3 separate regions of the Homo sapiens genome follow, and all the other regions are linked to region 2. Evidence: read pairs that join two places in POLR2A ChIA-PET (ENCODE). Cell type or tissue: MCF 10A. All regions are shown on one strand. Links, peaks and the distances in the headings refer to the core of each region. The heading gives the core; the rest is flanking DNA. Region 1 holds the start of LOC124905027 (putative uncharacterized protein encoded by LINC00322). Region 2 has its middle 28 kb from the start of CRYAA. Region 3 has its middle 12 kb from the start of LINC01679.

Region 1 (10,230 bases), core at 663-8,662, 140 kb before region 2:
TGGTGGTGGTGGTGATGGTGGTGATGATGGTGGTGATGGTGGTGGTGATGATGATGGTGATGGTGATGGTGGTGGTAGTGGTGGTGGTGGTGATGGTGATGGTGGTGGTGGTGGTGTTGGTGGTGGTGATTGTTGTGGTGGTGTTGGTGGTGGTGATGGTGATGGTGGTGGTGATGGTGATGGTCATGATGGTGATGGTGGTGATGGTGATGGTGGTGGTGTTGGTGGTGGTGGTGATGGTGGTGGTGGTGATGATGATGCTGATGGTGATGGTGGTGATGTTGATGGTGGTGATGATGGTGGTGATGATGCTGCTGATGGTGATGGTGATGGTGGTGGTGATGGTGGTGTTGGTGTTGGTGATGGTGGTGGTGATGGTGGTGGTGGTGATGGTGGTGGTGATGGTGGTGATGGTGATGGTGATGATGGTGATGGTGGTGGTGGTGGTGGTGATGGTGGTGGTGATGGTGGTGATGATGGTGGTGATGATGGTGGTGATGGTGGTGGTGATGATGGTGGTGATGGTGATGGTGGTGGTGATGGTGATGGTGGTGGTGGTGGTGATGGTGGTGGTGGTGGTGGTGATTGTCGTGGTGGTGTTGGTGGTGGTGATGGTGATGGTGGTGGTGATGGTGATGGTCATGATGGTGATGGTGGTGATGGTGATGGTGGCGGTGTTGGTGGTGGTGATGGTGGTGGTGATGGTGGTGGTGGTGGTGGTGGTGATGGTGGTGGTGGTGATGGTGGTGATGGTGGTGGTGTTGGTGGTGGTGATGGTGGTGATGGTGGTGATGGTGATGGTGGTGATGCTGATGGTGGTGATAGTGGTGGTGATGATGGTGGTGATGGTGATGGTGGTGGTGGTGGTGATGGTGATGGTGGTGGTGGTGGGGTTGGTGGTGGTGTTGGTGGTGGTGATGGTGATGGTGGTGATGGTGATGGTGATGGTGATGGTCATGATGGTGATGGTGATGGTGATGGTGGTGGTGTTGGTGGTGGTGATGGTGGTGGTGATGGTGGTGGTGGTGATGGTGGTGGTGATGGTGGTGGTGGTGATGGTGGTGATGGTGGTGGTGTTGGTGGTGGTGATGGTGGTGATGGTGATGGTGGTGATGGTGATGGTGGTGATGCTGATGGTGGTGATGCTGATGGTGGTGATGGTGGTGGTGGTGATGGTGGTGATGGTGGTGGTGTTGGTGGTGGTGGTGGTGATGGTGATGGTGGTGATGATGTTGGTGATGGTGGTGGTGATGGTGGTGGTGATGGTGATGGTGGTGATGGTGGTGATGATGTTGGTGATGGTGGTGGTGATGGTGGTGGTGGTGATGGTGGTGATGGTGGTGGTGTTGGTGGTGGTGGTGGTGATGGTGATGGTGATGGTGGTGATGGTGGTGATGGTGATGGTGGTGATGGTGGTGGTGGTGATTGTAGTGATAATGATGGGATGATAGTGGCGATGGTAGTGGTGGCAGTGGTGGTGTTAGTAATGTTCTCACTCTTGTAAATAAAGCTGGCCATTTTCTAGAGAAAGCTCATGGCATTTGCTATCTGCTTTCCAACCACCTGCAGAAATCATCATCCGTGCTCCCCATTTCAATCCTGATGGGGCTACCTGCATGATCAGGGGTGCACTGGACCCCAGGAGGTCAGCACTGGCTAGGATGAGTCCTGTCAGCCCTCAGCTCACTGTCCAGCCATGGCCCACACTGCTTTCACTGCATCCTTGTCTTTCCCCGAACCACTGACCACAGGCCACACACCCTCTGACCAGCTCTGTGCCCACTGCTGACCCATTGGCATTTGGGTTCCTTATGTGCCAAGGTCCCGATAAGCACTCAAAGGAAGTTGTCTCTGGTGGGGCTGCCCTCCCAGACCCCCTCCTGCCCTCTCCTACCCCAGCTGTGGTTCACCTGAGGACGTTCACTTCCTCTTCTTGCCCCTCAGCCCCTCTTGGGCCTCGCTCCCCTCCCCCAGAAGCACCACCTGGTCTAAGGAGTAGCTTCTCTGCCCACAGCCAGGAGGTGGACGGTGAGTCTCTCTTGACACAACTGGTGTCCCCAGGGTCGGGGGGTGCGTGCCTGCTGCTGACGGAGCGCCCATGACTGCCTGGCCTGCACACACTCACTCACTGCTCCCTGCCTCTGAGAGGTGCAGCCCCGGAGGGCTCTGTGTGATGTCACTCGATCACTCTACACCAGACTTTATTATTATTTTTTTGAGACGGTATCTCAGTCTGTCACCCAGGCTAGAGTGCAATCTTGGCTTACTGCAACCTCTGCCTCCCAGGTTCAAGCGATTCTCTTGCCTCAGCCTCCCAAGTAGCTGGGATTAGAGGTGCCTGCCACCACACCCCACTAATTTTTGTATTTTTAGTAGAGACGGGCTTTCACCATGTTGGCCAGGCTGGTTTTGAACTCCTGACATCAAGTGATCCACCTGCTTCGGCCTCCCAAAGTCCTGGGATTATAGGTGTGAGCCACCGTGCCCGGCCTACACCAGACTTAAGTACACACACACACACACACAAATATACATGCGTGCTGCACACTCCACAGACATACACACATCCACACACGCATAAACACACACTCACACAAGAACATACACGCACATACTGAACATTCATGCACAAACACACATAATATGCACTCACACAACACAGAGCACACGTACATAACATACAAACACATACGTATGCTGAACCACACACAAATACAAATGCATGCACACAATGCTCATGCATATACACATAACACACACACAAATCACACATGCATGCACCATGCTCACAAGCACATACAAACAACACACGTACATACACTCTCAAACGCACACACAGACACACCCCCGGCGTTTTTCCATCACGCTGAGGGTGGGGTGGAAGTGCCCAGGCTGGAAGCTGGGGGATAGGAGCCTTCTCATCTAATTTCTTCCTGGTTTCAGGACCTGGGCCACAGAAGCAGCCTCACCATCAGACTGCGGCCTTCCTGTGGTGGTCAGGGTTCCTGGGGGTTGGTGGGGCTTCTGCTGACAGAGAGAGGGACGTGAAGGCTCACGCATGACCAGCGTGTCTCCAGCTTCAGGAGACTGAGGAGGACTTTGAACCCTTGGGAGGACTCAAAATTGGCCCTGGAGTCCTGAGGAACTTTTTCCTACAGGGTGGGGACCATTGGGGGAGATGCCAGATAAACATTTGCAAGACTTTTCCTGGGTCTAGGAATTAAAAGAGATTTGTCAAGGCAGTGAGTACTCTCCATGGCTCCTGGGTGTCTCTGCAACCCCGCTCGCCCCTGGCCTCCGGACTGTGTCCCCAACTGCTTCCTTCAAGTGGACATCCAGTAAATGTCTCACGAGAGACATCCCTCCTGCCCTGAGTGCACAGCCGCTCCCGCCTCCCATCCCTGCACACGGCCATCCCCCTCTTGGGTGGTGACAGAGCCATCCTTCCAGTTGCTCAGAGTGAATCGCGTTCTCCTGGTTTCCAGGAACCCCATGAGCTCTGTCATCGGAATGCATCCGGAATCTGCCCACTTCCCTGCCTCGCTGGCCTGGATGACTGCACGAGACTCCTACAGTTTCCCATCCACCCCCGCCGCCGTCTGTGCTCCACGCGGAAGTCACAGCAGTCGAGGGAGCTCCACGCTGCTGGGCTCACGGCCTCCAGCGACTGTCTCCTGATCAAATGCCGCCAACAGCCAGGTGGAACTGTGACCCCCGGCTCCCGGCTGCCCTGTCAAAGCTCTCAGGCTTCCCTATACTACGAGATGCACTTCTTCCCCCTCCCTTTGCTCCCCCACTAGGGCATCCACTCCGCGTAGGTGCAGGCTTTGTCTGTTTTGCTCACTGGTGAGGAGGAGGACGAGGAGGCGGAGGATGACGCTGTGCCCAGCCCCGGCCTGCCCTGAGGAGGTGCTTAGTAAATATTTGTTGAGAGAATGAATGCATGGAATGCATTTCTATTTCCAGCCCCAGCCAGGCTCCTGGAAGCGCAGAAACAGGAGCAGATTTGCAAAGGAGGAGAAAGCCCGGACGTGGAGGGCTCGAAGTGGGCTTGAACTGCTGGAGGTGCTAAGAAACGGTTTCCTTCCTCCTCAGATCTCTCCGCAGTCTGCGACAGGCCAGGTTTCGCAAACAGCTCATCTGGCTGGGTTAAGAGGGGCCAGAGAGGGTCTGGGGTCGGGGAGGGAAGGCTGAGGCTCCAGCCTGTCCCTGCAGCTGCTCGGGTTCCAAATGCCTGGAAGCCTGGACTCGTTCCCACCCAGCCGAGGCAGGCTGCAGAGAGCTGACTCCTTTAAGCTGGCCCCGGCATTTACCCCAGAGCCACAGGTTCTGCCCCGGCTGCCCTGAGGCTGGCCTGGTGGGGGTGGCGCCCCCCCACCCCCCGCAGCGTGCCCCTCCCCTCCACACAAGCGAGCCCAGCCTGGCCCCCTCACAGTCACACGCCCCTTGAGGAGGCCCCTCCACGAGTCACAAGGCAGAGTTTCCATTGGCGTCAAATGTACGTGGATGCTGGATCTGGGACGGACAGGAGCCAAGAGGGGAGAAGCCAGTTTTAGAAAATTCACATGCCTGGGGGTCACAGAGGGCAGACCCCCAAGGGCACCGCATCCCCATGGTAGGGGTGGGAGTGGCCCTTGGGGCATAGACCCAGTATGTGTGCACACTCTCCCTCTCTGTCACTCCCACATATGCACATGCAAACACACGCAAACACAAACACACATGCACACAAACACACACAAGGAAACACACGCACACATGCACACACAAGCACACACTCATGCACACACGCACACAAAGCAAACACACGCACACACATGCAAACACACACACCTCATATCTCTGTCTACAGTGGAGACAGACCTCCCACATATATGGCAGGAGACAGGAGTCCGTGATTCCTGGGTCTGAAGTGCCTACGTGTGTACCCCACACTGCACAGTGTACGATGCCTGCTATGCTCCTGGGACAGCATGTGGGGCGGGGCCTCCCAGGCATGAGAGATGGAAGATACTCGAGTGGGCATGTGAGGCCCAGAAAGCAAGCGCGCTGCTCCGAGTGATGTCATTGTGTCTACAGTGCTGTCGGGCCCTGGTGATCTTCGCCTTCCCAGACAGTTTCCTCTTCTCTTCGTCACAAAACCCTGTTTGTTTTGTTTAAGAAAACCCGCCTGCTGACTCTTACGTAGTGTCATGTATTTTGTTGTCTGTGTTTCTAGGGCTGCTGCCAACCTCGGGGTGATCATGTGACCCCAAGGCTAGCCAGCAAGAGGACCTCATTCCTCCACCACAGACAGCAGGACAGGGGTGGGCATGGGGCCCGAGCCCACACAAAGCCCTGCCTGGGATTTTGCTGAAGACAGAAGCACCCTGACCCTCCAAGTTGGGAGTTTCGAGGACCCCCTGAACTTAGAGCTCCTGGGCCGTCTTTCCCTGAGAATGAAGCCAACACAGGCAGGATTGAGCTTAGAGTCTGAATTAGATGGTGCCTAGTGACCGCCTCTGAACTCCTGGACCCAGCTACACCTGAAGCCACTCTACCCCACATTTTCTAGGCAAGTCAACCTGCAAACGCCCTTCTTTTCTGAAATGAGCTTGGGTTGGGATTCTGTCACTTCAACCAAAAGGACCCCAGCCATGCAATGTTGCAATATCGAAGTAGGATGGTCTAGGCTTTATGAGTGGCAGACCGAGGCGGGGCAGGAAGATGGAGGCTTTCTGGCTCCCAACAGGTGGAAGAGGGGAGTCTCCGGGGTGGCCAGATACATCTACAGACTCACTTGCCCCTGGGCTGTTCTCCAAAACCGCCGTGGAGGTGGGACTCCGACCCATCTGAGCCTCTTCCTGACCTGGACCACCTGGGACAGCTGTGTTTACAGCATCTGGGCCCTTGAGCGTGAGTGTCCCACCTCCCCGTAGGATCAGGCCCCTGGGAAGGCAGGGGCCGATTCTCTTTCTTCCCTCTGTGGCAGTCCCCCCATCCCATCACAGAGCGCCATAGACGACAAGCTGTGGCCGTCGGTCTGGGGGTTCGAGCCCCCAGGCCCCACTCCACCCACTCCGAGGATTGGCTTGGTGGGGCCGGTGCTGGCTCCCAGAGGCTGCAGGGCTCTGGAAGGAAAGGCCTTCTGCAGAGCAGGGCCCCTGTAGCCTGGCCGCCTGACCAGCCTGTGGGGAGGGAGGCGGCGGTGGGAAGCCCCTTGCTCTGCTGGCGCCCCTCCCAACGCCCAGGGCCTCTTTACCCAGCATTTCTCTGCCGCTGTGACTGTGCCTAGACCTCGAGCTCAGAGAAAAGGCTGTTGCTGCCGGCTCAGCTGAAACCGCCTGGTGCTTTCTATAGAATCTTTGTGAGGAGCTATTATAGAAGGGACTGTTATCAAAGAATTAATTACGGAAACTAAGGACTGCACAAAAATAATTATTTCCAAACAATGAGTGTACAGCCCTGAGAATTCCAGTGGGAGTGGTGGCGATCTACCCGGGTCTGTGGGCCTAGCCTGGGGTCACCGTACGTCGTGGCCTGTCTCCCTTCTTCTCCGGATCCCCCACCCCAGGCCACGTGCCTCAAGGGACATCTGGGATGGAGGAAGCCAAGGGTCAGGCTGAATCCTTCCTCGCCAAACATGGACACGATGCCTGGCACCCCCACTGAGAGTGGTCTGTGGTCCTCTCCGGTGATCACTACAGTGTCTCTGAGATATCATTGTCCCCATTTCCCAGATGGGAAAACCGAGGCTCCAAATGGCTAAGAAACATGCCCAAGTGTCTGAACCTGCAGGCAGCGGGCTGGGGCTCAGGCCTCGGTCTGTGTGGCCTCCTTAGTCAGTGGGGAGTGGGTGTGAGGGAAGCCCAGGTGACACTGGCCCAGCAGGACACACAGGACAGCAGGTGCAGAGGAACCCGCACCGAGGGACCCCACCCACAGGCAGCAGTGGCATCTGCGGCAGGGAGATTTACCTCTGTGCTCCCCGCACTGTCCCATGAGTTGTCCAAGGACTGGGACCTGGGGTTGGGAGGGACACACAGCAGCCGTTGGCTGTGTTGCCATGACACGACAGAGGTTCCAGCCACTAGCACAGGCCGCCTGTCCTGGGGAGACAGTCCTATTTGTAACATCTATCTCAGCCTGAATCGGGGAGACAGTCCTGTTTGTGACATCTGTCTCAGCTTGAATCGGGGAGACAGTCCTGTTTGTGACATCTGTCTCAGCCTGAATTGGAGAAGGTTTCCTACAGCAGAAGCAGACCCAGAGCAAGGGCATCCCTGATTCGGGAGGAAGCTGGCGTGCCGAAGGTCACCAGCAGGCACTGTGGACCCAGCCTTTGAGCTTGGACCCCGCCTGGCCCACAAAGCCCCGTGCTGCTTCCCAGGGCCCACGCGCAGGTTCCCGGACCTCCAGCTGCACCCTGGAGGGGGTGAGGGGGGCTCACTGTGTGGCGTGTGCCAGGTGGAGGGGCTGGCGTGGGACAGAGGGATGGAGCTCGGGGGAAGACCAGCAGATCCCTGGACACACGGGGTGAGGCTGGGCTGTCTCAGATAGGCAGGACTAAAAGCAAGACAAGCAAGACAGAAGGGCTCAAGACTGGAGCAGCCAGGAAATTCTGTCCAAGCCGAGTCCCTGGGTTTGCGAGACTTCACGCCACCTCACAGGGGTCGTCTGGGGTTGTGGTCTCTGGCCAGGAGGGTGCGGGAGCCTCTTTCTTCCAGCTCAGCTCGTGCTACACCAGAAAGGGAAGGGCAAGAGCACCCCCTCAACCCAGAGGACCCCCAGATCAAGAGACCACCCAGGCTACAATCAACTCTGATGGCGCTTTTAATCACCCCAGCAGGAGTGGCGACTGTAAACAGACATTCAACAATTCCCAGTGACACACATACCTCCCGGGAAAAACCGCGTTTCCATAAACCTTGCAGAAACGACTTGGAGAGCTTGCTGAGCGAGGGCCGCCTGGACACCAGTGTGCAGACGCCGTGTCCTCAGCACCCCCACACTCAGCTGTCCTGCGAGCCCCAGCCCCTGGAACACTCCAGCTGCCTCTCCACTTGTCTGGCGGGATGTTTCCTCCCGGTGCCCTCATCACCCCACACCCACCCTCTTCTCCCGGGCTCCCGATGGCTCCCCCCACCACTTGCTCTGCTGATGGGTACACTCTCCCCAGGTCTGGCTGTGAAGCCATCCTGGGTGCCTCGGTTTCCCCTGCTGGCCAGGCAGTCACCAGCTACCTCAGTGGGAATGCCACTCTCTGCCGCCACCCAGCCTGGGTCAGTGGGACGCCTGCACTTTCCCAAGTTGCGTTCCTCCAGCCCTTTCTCTGGACACTCGGATGAGAACAAGGCTACTGGCCAAGGGCGTGAGAACAGGGATCAGCCTCAGAGACCATCCCATCTCTGTGAGTGTCCTGAAGCTGCCAAGCAAAGTGCCACCAACGGGGTGGCTGAGACCAACAGAAGTGTATTCCCTCTTGGTTCTGAGGCCAGAAGCCTGAGCTTAAGGCGTCAGGAGAGCCAGCCCCACTCTGGCAGCTCTAGAAGAGAATCCGTTTCTTGCTCTCCCAGCTTCTGGTGTTGCTGGCAACCATTAGCATTCTTGACTTGTGGCTGCGCTGCTCCCATCTCTGTCCCCGGGGTCACGCGGCCTTCTCCCCGGCCTTGCTGTGTGTCCCCTCCTCTTGTAAGACTCCAGTCACTGGGTTTAGGGCCCACACAAATCTAGTATGACCTCACCTTGACTTAATCACATCTGCAAAGGCCCTTCTTCCAAATAAGGTCATGTTCCCCATTTCTGGGTAGATGTAAATTTAGGGGAGCTGCTATGTAGCCCAGTGCCATCCTCCTACAAACCCCAGGATGGCCGAGGAATCCAGTCTCAACTGAGATGCATCAGGCTGCTTAGGATCAGAGCCCGGACCATACTGAGCACTCACATTCTCTCCTAATATTCTTTCAAGCATTCCAGCAACATCTATTCCTGGAAACCCCAGGTCAATCCCCCACCACCAGTGTTGCTGTTGCCTGGAGAAGAAAATGCTCCAGACCCCTCCTTCCCAGCCTGCTGGGTTCCCTCCAACCCAGGCCCAGCCCCCTTCTCCAGGGATTGATAAGACGCCATTTCCAGATATATTGTTAAGTGGCAAAAGCAGACGGCAGTACGTAGTGACACATCTTTTGTGTAATAAAGTGTAAGGATATGTATATGTGCGTGTTTATTTATAGATGCAAAAGAAAAGCACTGGAAAGATAAATCAGAAACTAATAAAAATGGTGACTTTACGTGTGTGTGGAGTTAGAAATGGAAGCTAGCTGCTCTGGAGATACTTGGCTTTAGTGTTTGAGTCCAGAACTATGTGAATGTTTCCCATATTCAAAACAATTTGAATTTGTTAAAATTTAAGTTTAAAAGAGAGCATCCTTAGAAAAGGAAACCAACAAAAGTGAAAATTTATATAGAGTTTGTAACATAACTAAAACAAAGACAAAATTATTTGAAGTAGTTTTACAGCACAGAATTTAGGCTTTTTTTTTTTAACTGGTGGCGCGTATTTTAAGGATAAAAAGAATGGCAAGGAAATCGTATGTATCATTCAGTAGGTCTTAGTGTTAGTGTTAAGTCTGGCATCGTTATTTAAATTTTTTCCTCTTCCAGGATAAAGCCAGTAAGTAATTATGTGAATGTTGTGAGGAACCAAAATTATTATTACTGAAAGAGAAAAAATTCACAAATATAAAATCCAATAGGTTAAGAGGAGCACTGTCATCTTAAATTTGAATTGGAAATGTTAACGTAATCTCATAACTTATTTATTCATTCTGATTGATTGATTGATTGATTGAGACAGGGTCTCACTCTGCCGCCCAGGCTGGAGTGCAGGGGCATGATCTTGGCTCCCTGCAGCCTGACCTCCCCAGGCTCAAGCCATCCTCCAGCCTCAGTGTCCTGAGTATTTGGGACCACAAGTATGCCACAATACCTGGCTGATTTTTGTATTTTTTGTAGAGATGAGTTTCACCATGTTGCCCAGGCTGGTCTCAAAACTCCTGAGCTCCAGCCATCCACCCGCCTCAGCCTCCCAAAATGCCGGGACTCCAGGTGTAAGCCACTGAGCCCGGCTGATCTCATGAAAGTGCTGGGATTACAGGCGTGAGCCATCATGCCTGGCCAGTCTCATGATTTGAAAACAAAATATGCATCTCCTAGTTCATGCCACTGAAAGGGAAGCTCTGGGAATGAAAC
Region 2 (10,230 bases), core at 972-8,971:
TTGCACCACTGTACTCCAACTTCCAACCTAAGCAACAGAGTGAGGCTGTGTCTCAAAAAAAATTAAAATAATAAAAAAAAATCTTGAAGGACAGAAGAATATAGGAAAGAACCAATTTTAAAATGTTAGAAATGAAAAATATGGTCATGAAATTATTTTTAAATCTCAATGGGTGGGATAAATACTACATAAAGAAGAGGGAACTGGTAAATTGGGAGTTTTTAGCAAGAAACTGATGGAGACAATAATATACAGATGTCAACAGAAGGAAAATATGAAAGAAAAGTTAAAAGATGAAGCCAGATAGAGAAGATTTAACATTAGCTTATTAGGAATTTCAATTTTAGAAAATACAGGAAATATCAGTGTGGCACTGTAAGAAGAGGTTATGGCTAAGAATTTTTCAGAATTGAAGACATGAGTACTCAGGGCACATCAAATGCCAAACAGAATAAATAAAAACAAACATCCATGATAATAAAAAAACAAAATTATTAAAAGCTACTAGGAGAAAGACAGATTTCCTAAAAAGGAGAAAAAACCTGCCAATGGACTCATTAAGAACAATATTCCAAGTCTTTCCAAAAGACTTGAAAGTGATGTAACAACATGCTGAAGAAAAATTACTACCAACCTGGAATTTTTATACCCAGCTAAACTGTTCTTCAGCAAGGAGGAACAAAAGTCATTTCAAAAAAACAAAGACAAGATGTGTTTGCCTTTCACAGACACTCAGTTTCTACTTCGGGATATACTTCAGAATCCCAGAATGGCTCAGGATTGGATATATCAGGTATTATGGAAGGTGGGGTGAAGGAGAGAGTTGAAAGTTGAAACAGGGGATTTGGTTGAAAATGGGGAGGTCTCCTTTGACAAAGACACCCTCCTTGACCAAACTTTAGTCTTCTTTGAGCCCCCTTCTCAACTAGGCCTCAACCTTAGCCCTCCACACCCTTGGGCTGATGAGCCCAGTTTTAGCAAGAAACGAGTTAGGTCAGCTTAGTGAGAATCCCTCCATCTCTGGTATCTGGTCAAATCCCTCATCCCCAACCTTTGATATCTAGGTCATTGCCCTGCCTTTAGCAAGAACCTTCCTACCCTTGATGTCTGTTATGGCTGAATTGTGTCTCCCCAAAATTTACATGTTAAATTCCTAACCTGTAGTACCTCAGAATGTGACTATATCTAAAGATACATTCTTTAAATTATTTATTAAGGGCTGGGCATAGTGGCTCACAACTGTAACCTCAGCACATTGGGAGGCTGAGGTCGGTGGATTGCTTGAGCCCAGAAGACAGAGACCAGTCTGGGTAACATGGCAAAACCCCATCTCTACAAAAAAATACAAAAATTAGCCAGGCATGGTGGCATGTGCCTGTAGTCCCTGAGGTGGGAGAATCACCTGACCCCAGGGAGCCTGGTGAGCTGTAATCACACCACTGCACTCTAGCCTTGGCAGCAGAGTAAGACCTTGTTTCAAAAATCAATAAATAAAAAACTAAAAAATAAAATAATTTATTAAAGTATAATGTGATATGAATGAGACCTAATCCAATATGATTGGTGTCTTTATAAGAAGAGGAAATTAGGAGACACAGACATGTGCACACACAAAGGGAAGATCATGTGAGGACATAGGGAGAAGACAGTTAAGGAGAGAGGGCTCAGAAGAAACCAAACCTGATGACACCTTGATCTTGGACTTCCAGCCTCCAAAACTGTGAGAGAATAAATTTCTGTTATTTAATGTCCATCCAGCCTGTGGATTTTATTTTGGTGGCGCTAGCAAACTAATAAAACATGGAATTAAGTTCCTGTTAGTACTTTTCCATCCACTGACCCCTTTGCTTTGCTCTTTGGCTATGAATTCCCAGCTGTCTTTGCTGTATTTAGAGCTGAGCTTAGTTCTGCACTGAGGTTTCCCCCCTACTGCAACAGCTCCAAGATCTTATGATCACAAAAAATTACTATGACTTACAGTAAGTGTGACCATGGAATTGGGATCACTCGAGAAAATATCCAGTTTTTACAGAGGCAAACTATAATATGCAGCAGTAAAATCGTATAGTATTGGAGGTCTGCTTCAAAATTTTTCCGCATAGAGAAAATAAACAACTGAATTGGTGAAGCAAATATCCTATATTCTTGATAATTGTGAAATTTGAGTGGCGGGTATATGGATGGGTTTCTTTGAACTACTCTCTCAATTTTGAGTACATTTGCACATTTCATAAAATATTAACATTATACCTATTTTACATTTAATTTTCTGAAGACATACATATAAGGCATGTCTTATGCCTTATAAGGATTTTTTCAGCACCTCAATTCATTTTTATGAACATTAATTATCACTGTTCCTTAAAGTAGATAGACAGGTAAATGGTATAGCTCTTAGCTTCTGAAATACTGTGGAAGTTTAATTCCCTGTGGTCAGAGAATATATTCTGCCTGATTTAAATCTTTTTAACTTTGAGAATTGTTTGATAGTCAAAATATTATCTACTTTGGTAAATTCTATACGCACCTGCAAACAATACGTATTTTGCTTTTGTTAGTTGGAATTCTACACAAATGTCAATTAGATCAAGTTGGTTGATAGCATGTTCAAGTCTTCCATATTCTTATGAATTTTCTGTCCACTATTAATAATTGAGAGAGAAGTTTTGAAATCTCTAAGTATAGATTTCTATTTCTCTTTTCAGTTCTATTATTATTTTCTTTGTGTATTTTGAAGGTTTATTATTGGGAATATACAAATTGAGGGTTGTTATTTCTTCTTGGTGAATTAATTTGCTTTTTCATCATCATGAAATGTCCCTCTTTATCTCTGGTAATATTATTCCTTTCCTACAGTCTACTGTGTTAGCCACTCCAGCTCTCTTGTGATTACTGTTTGCATGGTGTATCATTTTCCTCCTTCCACTTTTATTTCTCTGTCTTTGTATTTAAAGCTAATTTCCTGTAGTTAGCATATAATTGGGTCTTGCTTTTTTAATCTAGCCTGACAGTTTCTGCATTTTAATTAGAATGTTTAAACCATTTACATTTGATATAATTATTAACATAGTTGGGTTCAAGTCTACCAACTTGATATTTGTTTTCTATTTGATTCATCTTCTTTGTTCTTTTATTTTTCCTTTCCTGGCTTATTTCAGATTGGGTTTTCCAGGATTCCGTTTTTACCTTAAAAGAAGTTCTTTTTATATTTATTGATGAATAGGCACACTAGTAAAAATATTAATTTTTTGTGTGTATCTGAAAAAGTATTTCACCTTCATTTTGGAAAGATATGTTTGCTAAATATAAAATTTTTGGTTAATAGATTCTTTTTCTCTGAGTATTTTAAAGATGTCATTCCACTGCCTTCCAGCTTGCGTTTTTCTAAAGAGAAGTTTGCAGTCACCTTATTGTTGTTCCCCTAAAATGTAAGGATTCTCCTCCTCTAGACACTCTTAAAATTTTCTTTTTATCATAGGTTTTCAGCAACTTGATTATGATATACCTTGATATACTTTTATTAGTGTTTACGCTGTTTGAGATTTGTTTTACTTTTTGGACCTGTGGGTTTACACTTTTTATCAAATTTGACAACTTTGGGGGCCATTATTTTTCCTAATGCATTTTCTCGCTACTCTCTCTCACCCTTCTTTTGTTCTTGAATTCCAATTACAAGCATGTTAGACAACATTCCTGAGGCTCTGTTCATTTTTTCCAGTCTTTTTCCTCTATATACTTCTGTTTTGACAGGTTTTATTGCCCTGTCTTCAAGCTTACTGATCTTTTTTTCTGCAGTTTTTAATCTGCTGTTGATCCCCTCTAGTGAACTTTTCAGTTGAAAAATTATTTTTCATTTCTAGACATCCCATTTTTTTTTCAATACCTTCCTTTTCTCTTCCGTTTGCATTCATGTTTTCTGTTACATGCTTGAGCATATTTATAATAGCCATTTAAAATTCTTTTATCTACTAATTCTATCATTCCCATCATTCCTGGGCCTGATTTGATGGACTGATATTTTCTCCTAGTTATGGATCACAATCTTTGCTTCACATATCTCACCATATTTTATTGGGTGACAGGCATTTTGAATATAACATTGATAAACGTATAGATTTTTTTTTCCTTTATAAATAGTGTTGACATTTGTTCTGGCAAGTAATAAAGTTACTTGCAGATGAGGTTGATCTTTTTGAGGCTTGCTTTTACATTTTTTTGGGGTTATCTAGAGTTGCCTATACTCTAGAGTTAATTTATTCCTACTACTAAAGCTTGATCCTTTGTATTCTCTATTTTTTTTTCTTTTTTTTTTTGAGACGGAGTTTCACTCTTGTTGCCCAGGCTGGAGTGCAGTGGCGCGATCTCACCTCACTGCAACCTCCGCTTCCCAGGTTCAAGTGATTCTGCTGCCTCAGTCTCCCGAGGAGCTGGGATTACAGGCATGCGCCACTACGCCCAGCTAATTTTTTGTATCTTTAGTAGAGACGGTGTTTCTCCATGTTGGTCACGCTGGTCTCGAACTCCTGACATCGGGTGATCCGCCCATCTCAGCCTCCCAAAGTGCTGGGATTACAGGCGTGAGCCGTGTATTGTCTATTGATTGCCCCAAGTGCTCTATGAGGTCTCCAACTGAATAGAAGGAGTTCAAATTTCTTGCAGCCTGGTGTGAGTTCTAGGAATTGTTCAGCTTAACACCTCACTGTTCTTTATTCACTTCCTGGAATTCCACCTACGCATGTACAGATTGGTATTAAGTGAATGCTCAAAGGGACCTTATGCAGGTATTTGAGTTTCTTTATTTGAGTATCTTCCTCCTCTCTGCTACCCTGTCTCACCTCTGCCTCCCCATAGCCCACTCTTCTCAATTCAGCTAGATCACCATGTTGTGCTTGGATTCCCCCTCCCTGCCTGACAGTATGAAAACTGCCTCCAGCCAGAAAACAGAGTTGATTGCACAACTTACTTCATTTTTTTCCTATCTCTTAGGGATGCCAGCCCTGCACAGCCTTTTGTCCTGATGTCCAAAGCCAGTTGTTTTGTCTGCTTTGTCCAGCTTTCTAGTTCTTTTGGCAAAAAACAAAAACAGAAACAGACAGCATAAGTTCCATCCTAGCTACTCCTTCATGGCTGGCTGCAGAAATTCTGAAAACTGTTTTCTGTGTTTTTAAAATCACTTTACTTCCTTGGGACTCCTTAGAATTGTAACTTGAGAAGGTCCAAACAGATAATTAAACCACCTGTGACAGATACGTGCTAAGCGCCTGCCAGTGCCGGATCCTGGGAGGCTGACAGGGATATACAAGAGCCCCTGGGCTTGGCTTGACGAAGAGGGAACAAATCTGGGTGTGGCCATCCAGGAATAGAGGCCAAGTCAGGTTGCAGAGCAGAACAATAAGGGATTCATGCAAAGCCCTTCTAACAATCGTTGTTTTGTTACTTTATGTGACCGTATTTGCTCCTTCTTTCAAAAATACAAAAAGTAAAATGCAGAATGTACAAATGTGTGGCTCTCCCTAAAGTGGGATGAAGTTGGGATTTCCCATGGATGCGGTTCCTGGAAAAGCCACAGTTGAGTAGAGTAACCTGGGTCTGTCCATTGCAGGGCTTCACAGTTCTGGGAGTAAAGCGCTTTCTTCTGAATTAGCAGATCTTTGTAAAGTCAAATTTCAGGAACATTTGATTAGACCTAAAGACAGCTGCAGGCCGTGCACCATGGCTCACGTCTGTAATCCCAGCACTTTGGGAAGCTGAAGCAGGAGGATCGCTTGAGTCCAGGAGTTTGAGACCAGCCTGCGCAATATGGCAAAACTCCATCTGTACCATAAATACAAATATTAGCCGGGCGTGGTAGCACACACCTGTAATCCCTGCTACTCGGGAGGCTGAGGTGGGAGAATTGCTTCAACCCAGGAGGCAGAGGTTGCAGTGAGCCAAGATAGCACCACTGCACTCCAGCCTTGGCGACTAAGCAAGACTCTGTCTCAAAAAAAAAAAGAAAGAAGAAGAAAAAGATAATTGTGTTAGACATTTGCCTGTGCCCACAGCCCTCCCTAGGGAAAGATGCCCACAAACGCTGCCAAGTAGCCAGGCCTTTGGCTACCATGTTTTATACTCCTCGACCCTAGCCCTTCTCCTCCAGTTCACTGGAGTGGATGCCTGACTCCAACAGTGACTCCACATGCCTGCTGGTGACTTGTAGAGCATCCTGCGAGGGAAAAATTCCTTTGTTTAAAAGGAAATGAACTAGTAAACACCAAACGAACGAGACATTTCACAGTGACAAGTGAAACTCAAAAGACACCTAAAGAGATAGCCAGGAGCTAGGAAGGGGCTTCGTCCCACAGCCAACCCCTCTGTGAAAAGGAGGGCCTCAGATCAGATCTTCTCTCCTCATGGCCCCTTCCCGCCCCTTCCTTCCCCACCTCCCACCGCTCAGTCTCTCTCCCTCTGTTCACTCTTCCCCAACCCTCAGGCACTCCCCGCTCTGAAAGTGGGCATGCCCTCCCTGGTGCAATGGGCCCCACGCTTTCTCGCAATATCCTTTCTAATACATTCCCCCGTGACTTACGTCCAGATTTGTTTTCTATTTGACACTGTCAAGGGCTTCTCCTGTCCCCAGGACCCCTATCCACGGGGCTGCAGAACAACATCTGGCCATTTCCTGCCCTGCTAGGCCCCCTCCTCCCTGAAGCGCTGCTCAGACCCCAGTCCAGACACCCGCCTCCCCCGGCCTCCCCCGCACACCTCCCGTCTGTCCTGACACAAGGGAACCTCCCCGCTGCCCCTTCGGAGATAACAGAGATTTGACAGCACGACCACAGTATTCCTGAGCTTCCAGTTAAAGTCAAGTCCGTTGTCGCCACTGCCTCCACGTCCGCAGCTGTTCCACCCGCTTTCCTTCCTTCATGCATGAAGGTCAAACCCAGGCTTGGCCCTGCATGAACCCAGCAGAGAGGATTCCAGAGCTGTCTCCCCAGAGCCCTCCCCAGCAGAGATCCTGACTCACCCCAGGACAGGAGGGCTGAGGCCAAGAGCGCCGCTTCCGGATGCTTCCTCCGCATTCAGCTTCCAATGTCCGCCCTGCCAAGGCGCCCCTCGGGAGCAAGCAGGAGCCCGTCCTGGGGGGACATGTCCCCTGCTCTCCGCTGAGACCAGAGGGCTGCTGCCGTGAGGAAGGAATGGAACACCACTAAGGCACAGCAGCCACGAGCTGGGGATCAGACACAGAGGAAAGGCCACCTACAAATAGTCACTGGAGCCAAACCCTGGTCTCAGCCACGAGCAGTGCCCCACATGCGAATGCACCCATGGGTGGAGAGTGTGATGAGCCCCCTCCGCAGAAAGCACCCGAGCAGCAGCTAAAACAGGCTGATCCCAGGCCCCAGACCTCAGACTCCAGCCTTCATCTGCGACCTGGCCCTCGGTTTCGCCTGACCCTGCCTCTGTTTGCAAAGGGCCGGCTGGGGCCCCTGGACGGGTTTCCGTTCTCCTTTCTTCCTCTCTGTGCTCCCCTGAAATTTCCCCACAGGCCATCAGCCTCAGGCTCTGAGACCAGAATGTCACCTTCCCGTCACATGCAATGTGACGATGTCTCTAGTTATTTCCCTCCCCACAGCACAAAGGGTGGAGGAGGCCTGAGAAATGAGGAGGGGGGAGGTGCGTCCAGGGTGCAGCAGAGTCACTCTCACCTCCGGGGTCCGGCTGCCGGCATGGAGGTCAAGGTCCGCAAGAACGTCCTCTTTCCCCACTGCAGCAGGCAGACCAGCATCACAGAACCATTCTAGGAAACAGCAGTTCCCGTCCCCTCCTCCTTGCTTCTAAATGCACGGGGCACACATCAGTCCCCCCACTCCTTCAGGTGGCCCAGGTGATCAAATCAGCCAGTTCCAGAGAAGGGTCAACTTTGACAGCCCTGGGTAGGGGACCCAGATGCCCTTTGATGGGTGTCAAATGAAACAAATCAGCATATAGGCGAGGGGGCTTTATCGGAAAGAACACTGAGAGGCAGGATGCTCCATCCAAGAGGCCCACAAGCTTCCGGAAGGCCAGGCGGGGACGGCTCCTCTCATGGGAGGGGAAAGGAGGGAGCAGGCTTGGCAGGGTTGTTGGCGGGGATGGATGGGCCCAGGCAACAGCAGCGTCCGGAGGTTCCTGGGGCTGAATCATTCTGAGGTTTGCTACTGGGAGGGAGGGAAGCTGATTCGATTCTGAGACATCTGGGGAAGCCCAGAGGCCCCAGGATCCACACCAGGAAGCAGCCAGAGGGGTGCAGAGCAGGGCCTAGAGGCCACAGCTGCAGGGCAGGTGGCTGTGTCACCAGAACCCTGCTGGCAGCCCTTCCTCCCCAGGGAGCTGTGTCTGGAGAGGGAGCTGTGGAGAAGCGCTAGGGTAAGACCCAATCGTGCAGTGGTCCTGAGCCCGCAGGGTGGGTGCCCTCCTAAGGTGAGGAAGGGACAGCAGAGCCAGCCCCTGCTCTGAGGACCCTGTGGGAACCAGGAGGGGCCTCGCCAGGCCCAAGCCCCCGTCCCGGCTGTGGGATGCCCAGCCGCAGAGCAATGAGGAATCCAAGTTGCTGCTGAACGCCCGGACCATGGTGCTGAGTTCTGGCCGCCCCAGCTCACCAGCAGCGTGGTGGTGGCGGCCAGGAGGATGGAGCTCAGACACCTGGCCCCACACGCTGCCATGCAGCCCAGCCTCAGGAGGCCACCATCCTACAGGCAGGCCCCCAGACAGAGGGGCACGGGCACAGGCATAGGCCCCAGGTCCCCTGGCCATGGAGAAGGCATTGTGTGAGTGTGTGTGTGTCATGAGGTGTGTGCAGTGTGTGTGGTATCTGTGTGATGTGTGCAGTGTGTGTGTGTGTCTGGGTGTGTGATGTGTGCAGTGCGTGTGTGTGTGTCTGGGTGTGTGTGTGCAGTGCGTGTGTGTGTGTGTGTCTGGGTGTGTGATGTGTGCAGTGCGTGTGTGTGTGTGTCTGGGTGTGTGATGTGTGCAGTGCGTGTGTGTGTGTGTCTGGGTGTGTGATGTGTGCAGTGTGTGTGATGTTTGCAGAGTGTGTGTGTGTCTGGGTGTGTGTGATGTGTCCTGTGTGTGTGTGTGTCTCTGGGTGTGTAATGTGTGCAGTGCGTGTGTGTGTGTGTCTGGGTGTGTGATGTGTGCAGTGCGTGTGTGTGTGTGTGTCTGGGTGTGTGTGATGTGTCCTCTGTGTGTGTGTGTGCGCACACGCGTGCATGTGTGTATAGCCCCAGGCCCTGGTTTGTCTCCTCTTGCCCTCTGGAAAGTAAGCACAGCCCCCAGCCTGGCCATCCCCTCAGGGTCGCACCTGGAACGAATGCCACCCACAGAGCAGCTCCCCCCTTTCTGGAGACTGAGCTGCAAGCTGTGGGTTGGTGGAAGCTCGTGGTTGGTGGAAGCTCGTGGTTGGTGGAAGCTCTAGCTTGGTGGAAGCTTTGCATTGGCAGAAGCTCTGGGTTGGTGCAAGCTCTGGGTTGATGGAAGCTCTGGGTTGGTGGAAGCTGTAGGTTGGCAGAAGCTATAGGTTGGTGCGAGCTCTGGGTTGATGGAAGCTCTGGGCTGGCAGAAGCTCTGGGCAGAAGCTCTGGGTTGGCAAAAGCTCTGGGTTGGTGGAAGCTCTGGTTTGACGGAAGCTCTGGGCAGAAGCTCTGGGTTGGCAGAAGCTCTAGATTGGCAGAAGCCCTGGGTTGGTGGAAGCTCTGGGTTGGTGCACGCTCTGGGTTGGCAGAAGCTTGGGGCTGGCGGAAGCTCTGGGTTGGCAGAAGCTCTGGGCTAGCAGAAGATCTGGATTGGTGGAAGCTCTGGGTTGGCAGAAGCTCTGGGTTGGCGGAAGTTCTGGGCTGGCAGAAGATCGGATTGGTGGAAGCTCTGGGTTGGCAGAAGCTCTGGATGGAAGCTCTGGATTGGCGGAAGCTCTGGGTTGGCGGAAGCTCTGGATTGGCGGAAGCTCTGGGTTGGCGGAAGCTCTGGATTGGCGGAAGCTCTGGGTTGGCGGAAGCTCTGGGTTGATGCAAGCTCTGGATTGGAGGAAGCTCTGGGTTGGTGGAAGCTCTGGGTTGGCGGAAGCTCTGGGTTGGTGGAAGCTCTGGGTTGGTGGAAGCTCTGGATTGACGGAAGCTCTGGGTTGGCGGAAGCTCTGGATTGTTGCAAGTTCTAGATTGGTGGAAGCCCTGGCTTGGTGGAAACTCTGGCTTGGTGGAAATTCTGGGTTGGTGC
Region 3 (10,230 bases), core at 1,458-9,457, 180 kb before region 2:
ACCGCCTCAGAGGCCAAAGACTCAGCACCCCCTCAGCCCACCGCCCACCTGCCCTTGAAGCCTCCTGTAGGGTTCAGGTGTGGTCAAGACAGGGACTCCCCGCTTTCATCCCCAGAGACCTCTGCAGCGGGGGGACCTCCTCCAGGTCGGAGATGCCCTGTATGTCCCTGCCCCGACTCCCCTCCTGGACACCCTTTCCTCCACGGGAGGCCCGGGCCGGTCCTGGGACACTAGCCAGGGCCACTCAACTCCAGGCCTTGCCGGACTTTCTAGAGGACATCTAGCTGACCTCCAGAGGATCACCGAGCAGGAAGGTCCCGTACCACAATCTCACTGTGGCCTCAGGCGGAACCTGACTGTCAGGCAGGCCAAGGTGGCTGCGTAACCGCAGGTTTCTCCTGGACTCCTCCTCACACAGGGCCAACCTCACCCCTCCTCCACTGTCCACAGGTGCCCCAGACACCAAAATATTCATGAAGCCCCCTGAGAAATCAAGGCAATGAGAGCGTGGGTTTCACTCCTGGCCTGGGAGTCACCGTCAGTGGCGGGTTGGGGATCTGGGACCCCGAATCTGATTCTGCTTGGGGTCTGTCTCAGAGGCAGCAGCTCCCCGACGTGCAGACCCCAGGCTTCATGCCACTCCAAGCCTGAAGGTCTTTGCCCAAAAGCAGCATGTCAGGACCTTCCTGCAGGACCTCCCTATTTAAACCACCATGCCCAGGGCTCCCGCTTTATTTTCCCTGTAGCTCCATCGCTACTGAACAGGCTTGGCTTCCTCACCTGTGTCTCTAGCGCCCACCTCCCTTCCATCAAGGGCTTTTCCCCCGAGGGCCGTGCATGGAAGGTGCTCAGCAAAGAGTTGAAGGATCATCAAGTACGAGGCTGGTGCCAGCGGGTCTTTGGTTAGGAGAATTGTCATCACTGCCTGCACTGCAGCCAGCAGCTTGCCCAGGTGTGCCTGGGACCCAGGTGTGCATGTGTGCCTGGAACCCAGGTGTGCATGTGTGCATGGGACTCAGGTGTGCCTGGGACCCAGGTGTGCATGGGACTTAGGTGCACCTGGGACCCAGGTGTCCATAGGATCCAGGTGTGTATGTGTGCATGGAACCCAGGTGTGCATGGGACCCAGGTGTGCATGTGTGCTTGGGACCCAGGTGTGCATGTGTGCATGGAACCCAGGTATGCATGGGACCCAGGTGTGCATGGGACCCAGTTGTGCATGGGACTTAGGTGTGCATGGAACCCAGGTATGCATGGGACCCAGGTATGCATGGGACTTAGGTGTGCATGGAACCCAGGTGTGCATGGGACCCAGGTGTGCATGTGTGCATGGGACCCAGGTGTGCATGGGACTTAGGTGTGCATGGAACCCCGGTGTGCATGGGACCCAGGTGTGCATGGGACTCAGATGTGCATGGGACTTAGGTGTGCATGGAACCCAGGTATGCATGGGACTCAGTTGTGCATGCCCCTCCCCAACAGGTGCACAAGGGACCCAAGTGTGCATGGGACCCAAAACTGCTGGTGACTGGGACGGCCCTTGGCTCGTCTGCTGGTTTCACTGAGGAGAGGCTGCTGCCAGAATCCTGCGGCCAGGTCTGGGGGTGGCTGTCAGGCCATCCCCTCTGGCCCCAAGGTTGGTGGGGGTGACCTGAACCCTCGACCACTGTGCACTCTGTCATGGGAGGGCTTGAAAACCTTCAGTGCCAGCTCTGTTTGCAGCAGGCCTGATGGCTGCCATGGCTGTGTCCTCTGGCAGCGGTGATCCTAAGAAAGGGCCCTCTCAGCTGGGCACGGTGGCTCACGCCTGTAATCCCAACACTTTGGGAGGCCGAGGCAGGCGGATCACGAGGTCAAGAGATAGAGACCATCCTGGCCAACATGGTGAAACCCCATCTCTACTAAAAATACAAAAATTAGCTGGGCATGGTGGCACGCGCCTGTAGACCCAGCTACTTGGGAGGTTGAGGCAGGAGAATCTCTTGAACCCAGGAGGTGGTGGTTGCAGTGAGCCAAGATTGTACCACTGCACTCCAGCCTGACGACAGAGCGAGACTGTCTCAAAAAAAAAAAAAAAACCACAAAAAAATGAAAGGGCCCTCTCAGCTGTTGGGCCGGCCTCTGCCAGGCCCTGCACCCATGACTATCTCTGCCCCTACCTGGGGCTGCTGGAGGGAGATGGCCTCCTCCTAATGCAGGGAGTGTGTCCCTCCTTGTGGAAAGGACCACGGCCTGGGGGCCATCTGGAAGTTGAGGAAGCCTTGAAGGGTGGGGGGAGGAAAGCTGGTTTCCACCCAGCGGAGATTCCGGAAACGGGAGGGTGGCGGGTGACCTTTACATAGTGGAGATGATGACTTGAATAACACCCATCACCCTGTTGCCACTGGCGGGACTTAGAAGGGGCCCTGAGCGTTCATTGGCTACCTCAGTCTCTTATGCACATGGAAACTGAGGCAAGGGGTCCATGGACACCCTTCCCGTGATCCTGGGTTGGTTGCTGTGCGGAGCCTGCTGACCTGAGCCCCTCCTGTATTCGCTCGCAGCACCTGCAGGGGCCTGGGGTGTGTCCCTGACCTCCTGCTGGGACAGGAGTCTCGGAATGATGTAAACACATTCCCTACCCTCAGGGAAAGGGAGGGACAAGAACCCCAACAATCCTACCATACAGGAGGTGCACAGGGAGCTGCGAGGTGGGGCTTTCCCAAGGAGGCCCTGGGAGCATGCAGGTGGAGTAGGGGGCAGGGCAGATCTGCCTGCAGAGCTCAGAGGAGGCAGGCGGGCTGAGCCGGTGGGCTCCGATGGGGACTGGGTGACAGAGCGGAGGGAAGGGCCCGCAGGTGCCTCATCCCTGCAGGAGGTGGGCAGATGACAGTGGGTTATGGAGGAGCCAGTGAAGCTTGTGGGGCTGGGGAGCTGTTGATGCGGAGGGCCCCTCCTCAGAGTCCAGGCAAGGCCCGTGGGCTTCCTGCCCTTACTGGCACCAGGGCCAGGTACCCAGGGCTCGGCACCAACCAACCATGATAGTGAGGAAGTCTAGGGGCCTGGGCTCACCCCCGGTCACTCTCCCAGCACCTGGAGGCCTTTGGCATGGGGGACGAGTTGGGGAGGCCTCTCTTCTCTATGTTGGGGGCTGAAAGCTCGTGACCTCGAGAGGCATGGCTCGGGGGGTTCCAGCTGCCTCTGCCCCCTCTCCCTCTGACCTGGATGGAGCCTAATCCCGCTGACCTCAGTGCCTCTGTGGGAGGCGGTGATGCCTGTGCCAGGCGCTGTGAGCGCCATGTGGCACAGTGTGCAGGTTTGCCAGGCTAGTCCCTGAAGACACCCATGGCAGCCTCCATTCCTCATCTCCCCAGCTGGGCGTGGGGCCTGGGAGTCGGCCGCCTACACAGGACCCTTCACTAGACGCAAGCTCAGTCTCCAAGCCACCAGTACGAATCAATGCTGAGGATCGTGCATGGGGCTGAGACTGGCCCTAAGGTGGACGGTCGGTGGGCGGCCCTCCCCAGGGGTCCCCACCCTGCCTGAAAGGGTGACCCTAAAGACAGAGGGTGCTTGGGGCCTGGGCCCTCGGGATCTCCCCTCTTGGCAGGTGTCCTCTCCCCTTTTGAGCTTCTCCACCGTGGTGTGACACAGCTGGGAAGCCCTCAGTGGGAGTCAGGGCCACACCCTTGAACTTCTCAGCCTGCAGCACTGCGGGCTCAATAAACCTCTTTTCCTTATAAATTGCCCAGTCTCAGGTATTCCTTTATAGCCAAACAAACCAGACTGAGACACAACCCAATGCACGTCACGTGCCCTGCGTGGTGGGGCTTAGGACGCTGGGCCCAGCCAGAGGCCCAGGACAGCCCACAGTGGCTACAGCATTCCCCAAACTCAGCTTCATCACCCCCGGAGCAGGCTGGATTCTCTGTGACAGAGACCACAAAGGGTGCCTCGGGGGCAGTGGGAACACTCACCAGGAGTCAGTGGACACTCAGATGACATCCCTGTGTGGTGGCTTTATAACCTGATCTCCAGGTGGTCAGTCCCGGCTTCTGGGCTGACCCCGGCTCCAATTCACTCCTCCCATTCATACGTTATTGCGAGCATCATGAGCTCTAGGCCCGGGGACACAGCGGGAGACCCAGCACCCCTGAGCATGTGGATGGCCAGGATGTGTGCTGAGGCCAGGGGTCAGATGCACGGCTGTGGAGGTGCCACCATAGACAGTGGGGCCCTTGCTGCATGGGAGGGTCACTGTGAGACACCGCTCCTCACCAGCCACCATGGGCACATGACCCTGGCTGAAACCCTGGCCACCTCCAGCCACCTCTGCCCCAGGCATCAGGAAGGTGCTTGTGTGTCCCATGAGGGAACAGATGGACATAGCAGAAAGAAGGGAGCCGGCCATGTGCTCCCAGCAAAACCCAAATGCCCGGTTCCCTCTCTGCTCCTCTCTCGCTCCTCTCCCACTCCTCTCCCAAACTCTATAAAATCACAGACAGGGCCTCGAAAGGCAGAAATCGGCACAGAAGGAGGGAGACAGGAGGATGGCCCAGGAAGAGCGGATGGTGTTGGAGAAGCTGCTCTGTGGACGGGAAGGTGAGGCGGATGTCCTGGCTGGGGGTGCTAGGTCCTTGCCTGGGGTGGAGCAGGGTCCTCCCAGGGCAAGACTCGCACACCACCCACTGCTCAGGAGCTTGGGTGGGCGGGGGCCGCAGGCCACTTCGCAAGGAGGCCAGATAGTCTCCTTTACCCCTTGCCCCAGGACAACGTCTCCTTTGCCCACTCCAACAGAGGGGATGGTCACTCTGAAGAGGTGACCGCAGAGTGCGGGCAGGGTGGCGGGGCGACAAGAGCCCCCATTGGAGCCAGAGGGTGACCTCTGCACATGCTGGTGGTCCTCCTGGGAGCTGGTGCAATTTGAGCCAAGTTTAAACCCCTGGAGTACTGGAGCATCCCTCTTGGGAAAAGCGGAGGGACCAGGAGTGAAACACTCAGCAACACTGGTGGTGGAGGGTCCCCCAGAGAGATGACCCCAGGCAGCAACTGTCAACCCCATCCCAGGCAGCAGCTGTCAACCCCATCCCCTGACTAGATTCACCCTGTGCTCAGAGCAGCCCAGTTGCCTTTTGGCAGCCTCCTCTGAACTAGAGCCGGATCCCAGGGCCAGCAGGCCTGTGAGGGGTCCCCAGCACAAGACAGGGACCACAGGAAGCCGAGGAAGACACACGCCTGCCTGGGGAAGAGGCACAGACCCTTCACTGTAAGAGCCCTGCCTCTGGGCACAGGAGGGCCAAGGTGAACTCAGGTTGCTGGAGCTGGAGCTTTCTCCTTTTGCCTGTATGCGGGGTGAGCCGCGGCTGCCTGGGTCATGGCCTCCTACAGATCCTAAGAACGGAGACTCCAGTGGGGTCCTCCATGGGGTGACAGAGAAGACACCACAAATGCCCGGCTCAGTTTGAATTTCAGACAAACAGCAAACACCTTTGTAGTCTGAACGCTTGGCCCGAGCAGGGGCCAGGTGGCCGGGCTGGAAGATGTGGCTGAGGGACTGGCCCCAGCAGACGGTCAGTGGGTCCTGAGCCTGGGTGGGGCAGGGTCAGGGGCCCCGCTAGTGGGGTGTGCTGGGCCAGGGGCTCCAAGGTCTGGTGCAGAGCCCTGTGGGCCCAGGCCTGAGGACGACGGAGCCCCAGGGTCCTGGCATCTCACGGGCATCAGTCCTTGGATACATCTCACAGGAACTTCGGATCTTCACTGAAAGCCCCTCCTCCCCCAACCACTTCCGTCCCCAGCAAACACCACCATTTGTCAAGGCTCTTAAACCTAATTGGAGCAAGTCTGGAGCTTGTCCCAGGCTGATGAGTGGCCAGGCCAGGACTTCAACTCTTGACCACGTGGGAGAGTTGACATGAAACCCAGGTTTCCAGCTCTGTCTGGAAAACTTGAAAATCCAGAAACGTTGACTTTTGCATTACTCTTATGCGGCCCCATTTCGTTTTTTCTTTGACTGAAGAGGGTGAGTGAGGAGGAGGGGGGCCCAGCACAGAGCAGAGCCGCCTCCCGCACAGCCTCCGTTCCTGTGGTTCACGTTGCTGGTGAGCAGGTGACCTGGGCGGTGGCCTGAGAAGCTGCCAGGTTTCTCAGTAAAGTGAGAACCAAATTCCAGGCCTGGTCCTGACCAAAACATGCGTCATGGCCAGAGACGTGTGCAAGCCCTGGCAGCTCTGTGGCTCCGGGCAGCACCACACCCGGCCGGCGACCGGGACGTGCCATTGGCTCATCCCACGGTGCGGCTCTGGGGCCGCTCTTTCTAGCCGTCAGGGGTCCCTTCTTTTTGGCTTCACCTGGCTCTGAGGGTTTGGTTTCCGCCTTTCAGAGGATGAAATTCAGCAGAGGTATTGCCATCTTCCTACCGATGCTCAGATAGACAAGGTGAAACAGGGAAGCGGGTGCCGAAGCCCCCGGGGGAGGCCCAGACACACTCATTCACCACAGGCTGCCCGCACTGTGGGTGTAAGCCCCACTGCTGTCATTCACCACAGGCTGCCCGCACTGTGGGTGTAAGCCCCACTGCTGTCATTCACCACAGGCTGCCCGCACTGTGGGGGTAAACACCACTGCTGTCCTCTGAGGGGTCCCTGCCAGACTCACCTCCAGCTGTCACCATGCCTCTCTGTCCTGGTTCCCTCCCCAGACCCCGTTCCCCAGAATGCTCTCTCCTCCTCCCCTTGTGCCCTGAATGATCCCCCAACCCCTCCCCACCTCCCGCCCTGGCTAGGCCTGGGTCTCTCTCATCTCCCGAGGTCTGGCCAGGGGGTCAGGGAGATGGGGCCTGGAGCTGCTGGCCCTGGTGTGGTTCCCTGGTGGGCCACACTGACCTTGTTGCCTGGTGGTGGGGACAGGCAGAGGTGCAGGAACAGCTCCCCAAGCCCTGAGACCCAGACCTCCAGCCCGGTGCAATAGATACCCACATGGCAGGGGGCGGAATGAATACGCAGAAACCTCTTCCCCTACCTCCACACCCAGAAGAATTCCCTTATTTTCTAATTCATAGACGCCAGCTATCTTCATAGTCCCTGAATTATTAAGTGGGTTGTAATGGCCTTTGTGTTTTATTCATTATGTTTCTTACGTGTAGTGAGCCTCACACACCCCATCTCAAGAAGTTGTTTGAGGGACGCTGATGTTTTAATGGTTTGGGGGGTTATTCATACACTTGGCCCCTCCATTGCCATCCCAAGCAGGGTGGGCCACAGCCTCCTTAGGAGATGAGGGTTGAATGCACATTCCCTTGTGTGTTCTGCGGCTGTCTGGGGACACCCACTGTGGTCCAGGCACCTCCAGAAGTGTTGGGGATCCCACGGTGAGCAAGCCACATGCAGGCGTGGCCCATGCAGCACTCACAGGCCAGCCGGGCGACGGCCACGTCAAGCAAAGATGCAAGCTGGCGCCCGGTTGTTGTGGGAGTGTTCAGAAGGACACCCCCAACCCCATCTCTATGCAAGCATCCCTGGTGCCAGTGTGCATCCATTCCTGGAGGGCTGGCCTGGGCTTCTGTCACCCACTCAAATCACCCCACAATGGAGTGTTTTCCTGGATCACCAATTCCTGGTTTGGAGGTGTAACCCAAAAAATATCAGAGACAGGTCTCAATCAATGTAGAGGCTTATTTTGCTATGGTTAAGGGCCATGGCCTGTGACACAGTCTCAAGAGGTCCTGAGAACATGTGTCCAAGGTGGTTGGGGTGCAGCTTTGCTTTCATACATTTTAGGGTACAGAAGTTGCAGGCAAAGATATCAATCAATACATGTAAGGTATACATTGGTGTGACCCAGAAAGTGAGAGGCTTCCAGGTTATAGGTGGATTCAAAGATTTCCTGATTGGCAATTGGTTGAAAGAGCTGAGCTTTGCCTAAAAAGTTTGAGGTCAGCAGAAAGAGATGCTTGAGTTAAGACAAGGGGATCGTGGAAGCCAAGGTTTTTGTTATGTAGATGAAGCCTCCAGATAGCAGGCTTCAGAGAGACTAGATGGCAAATGTCTCTTATGGGACCTTAAAATGTGTCAGACTCTCTGTAAAAGACCTATTAAGGGCAGGGAATTCTCTACAGAATGCAAATTTCCCCCTTAAGAGACAGCTTTGCAGGGCCATTTCAAAATATGTCAGAGAAATATATTTTGGGGTAAAGTACTTTTATTTTTTTCCAGGCCTGCTATCAGTCATGTGATGCTATACTAGAGTCAGGGTGGAATTTGGTGTCTTATTGCTACAAAGAGTCTTTTCTGCCAGTCTTATGATCTCTGTTTTCATGTTAATGCTGGTCAGCTGTGCCTAAACTCCAGAGAGGGAGGAGAGTATTATGAGGCATGTCCAACCCTACCTCTTCCCATCCTGGCCTGAACTCGTTTATCAGGTTCCTTTGGGATCCCCTTGGCCAAGAGTAGGGGAGCCATTCAGGCAGTTGGGGGGCTTAGAATTCTATTTTTGGTTTACAGGGAATACTGTACTAATCCCAAAGGTGATTTCTGGAAGGATAGCTTCTGTGTGCAAATGAATCTGGGGGTTCACAGCGCACATGTGCGTATTAAAGGCCTGAGGAGTCCTGCAGGGAAACACACACAACTCTGCTCACCTTCATGTAAACTGGCATTTCTCAAACTTACTTACCCATAGACTTGTTGTTTAACGTTGCGTTTATTGGCACCTACAGGGTAAGTGTGTGTGTAGTTGCACCCAGTACGCCCTTTCTGGAGAAGCAGAAACCCCCAGGTCACATGGCTGAGGCGTGGCTGCAGCGTGTATGAGGACAGATTGCCGCTGGGGCCCCAGGGGAGGGACCACTGAGTGGGGTTCTCGGATCTGACACACCGTCCCTGCAGATGGCCCCTCAGCGACATGGTGGCCTTCTCATCACTGCTCCGCCAACGGAGGGGAACGGCCTGATGAATCATGCATGATTCATTAATCTTAATTAAAATGCAAACGTATTGCCAACCTTCTCTGATAATTAAAGCCCATTGTGGGAATATGCTTAAAGCTTCTAGGCTGACGTTTCTTTTGCTGAAGCAAAACAGATGACTCTTTTAGCTCTGAAAAGTGGTGTTGAAAGTGGTGCTGCCGGGGGGCGTGCGGCGTGGACAGACAGGTGAGATCCACAGAGAAGAGGCTCCCTGCCTCTCAGTCTCCTCTCTCTTTCTCACGCACGTGCACACACGTGTGCCCTGGGCTCACTCTTCAGCCATACACTGAGCTGTATTTTCCTCAGTGCTACCAGACCCGCAGGCTCCCAATTTGGCAAGGAAGGAAAAACTAATTATGGCTTCATGTCCTGCAAGAAAGAGCCTGCAGCGGCTCTTCAGAAACCTGCCGGTGGGTCAGAAGCACGGCCAGGCCGCCTGCAAACGCCTTGCTGGAAAAATCTCTCTCTGAGCAACTGAGCCGGGTCCTGTGTGCTGGAGGGGACACTGAGAGGCCACAGGGTGGGGAGTGGGCGGGCAGTGAGGCTGGTGACCACCGGCACAGCACCAGGCTCCCACGCAAGGGGAATCCTGGGGCTTTGGAAAAAGTCAAGTCGCAGTTTCACGCACGATCCCCACGCAGCTGTGCCAAGCAGTGCCAAGGCTGTGCTGAGATCATCGGTGTCTGCCCTGTCAGAGGGGCTCGTGCTCTGAGAGATGGAGCGAAAAGTAAACTTTGCCCACCAAGAAAACCTGGTATCCCAACAGTTGTGGAGCTGCTGTGACACCGACTGCTGGCTGCCCTGTGAGGTCCAGTCCCCGCAGGTTTCATCCAAGACCCCCATTCCAGCTGACACAGAGCATTTTAAAATAAAACCCTGTCTTTTCCTGTGTCTTGGCCAGCGGGGCTGCATTCAAGAAAGTACAGCAGCCTTTCCTGACAGCCTCCTCCACGCCTCGACCCTGCAGCCCCTGCCTCTCCCCTGCGCTCCCCCTGCCCTCCCGCCCAGGTCTGTGTTTTCTGCCAGGGCGTCCGGTTCTTTCCTTCTGCTCTCAGCTCTCATCTGCCCCTCATCTTGCCTCACAGGGCTCCAGCTCTGGGCTGACAGTGACGGTAACAGGGACGTGTGCCGATGACTCATCCCGTCCCTCACATGCGTGTGTGTCTAGCCCTTGTCTCGCTGTGCTGCCTCCATCCACATCAAGTGGCACAAATGGAAACGGGTCACCACTGTCCTTGGGATGAGCCTGGTGTCATGGCTGAGTGGTTCTGTCACCAAGTCTTTTCGTG

Evidence for each region. Peaks named below come from ENCODE experiments on the same cell type or tissue, not always from the same donor. Only the 100,000 strongest peaks of a DNase experiment are listed, where the experiment ranks them.
Region 1: POLR2A ChIA-PET joins it to region 2 with 5 read pairs; 3 of 35 experiments call an interaction of 5 or more read pairs at or near these places.
Region 3: POLR2A ChIA-PET joins it to region 2 with 18 read pairs; 1 of 35 experiments calls an interaction of 5 or more read pairs at or near these places.

The regions. Positions count from the first base shown.
Region 1 is chr21:43,327,180-43,337,409 of GRCh38, reverse strand. LOC124905027 (putative uncharacterized protein encoded by LINC00322) reads left to right here and starts at 7,545. Exons shown (of 1, transcript XM_047441057.1): 1 at 7,545-9,191. The coding sequence starts at 7,804. The coding sequence ends at 8,712. LINC00322 (long intergenic non-protein coding RNA 322) reads left to right here and starts at 5,371. Exons shown (of 3, transcript NR_103713.2): 1 at 5,371-5,554. RefSeq lists enhancers at 4,209-4,738, 4,739-5,269, 7,754-8,640 and silencers at 8,061-8,223, 8,755-8,955. In MCF 10A, for the core only: no CTCF peak of the experiment used is centred there; DNase peaks (open chromatin) are centred at 3,509, 3,869 and 5,159.
Region 2 is chr21:43,192,095-43,202,324 of GRCh38, reverse strand. No RefSeq gene overlaps it. Among named protein-coding and RNA genes, the nearest start is that of CRYAA, 28 kb to the right of the region's middle. In MCF 10A, for the core only: no CTCF peak of the experiment used is centred there; DNase peaks (open chromatin) are centred at 4,844, 5,314, 6,994 and 8,124.
Region 3 is chr21:43,369,145-43,379,374 of GRCh38, reverse strand. No RefSeq gene overlaps it. Among named protein-coding and RNA genes, the nearest start is that of LINC01679, 12 kb to the right of the region's middle. RefSeq lists enhancers at 3,932-4,465, 5,583-6,083, 9,409-9,966, 10,179-10,230, 9,967-10,230. In MCF 10A, for the core only: no CTCF peak of the experiment used is centred there; a DNase peak (open chromatin) is centred at 6,144.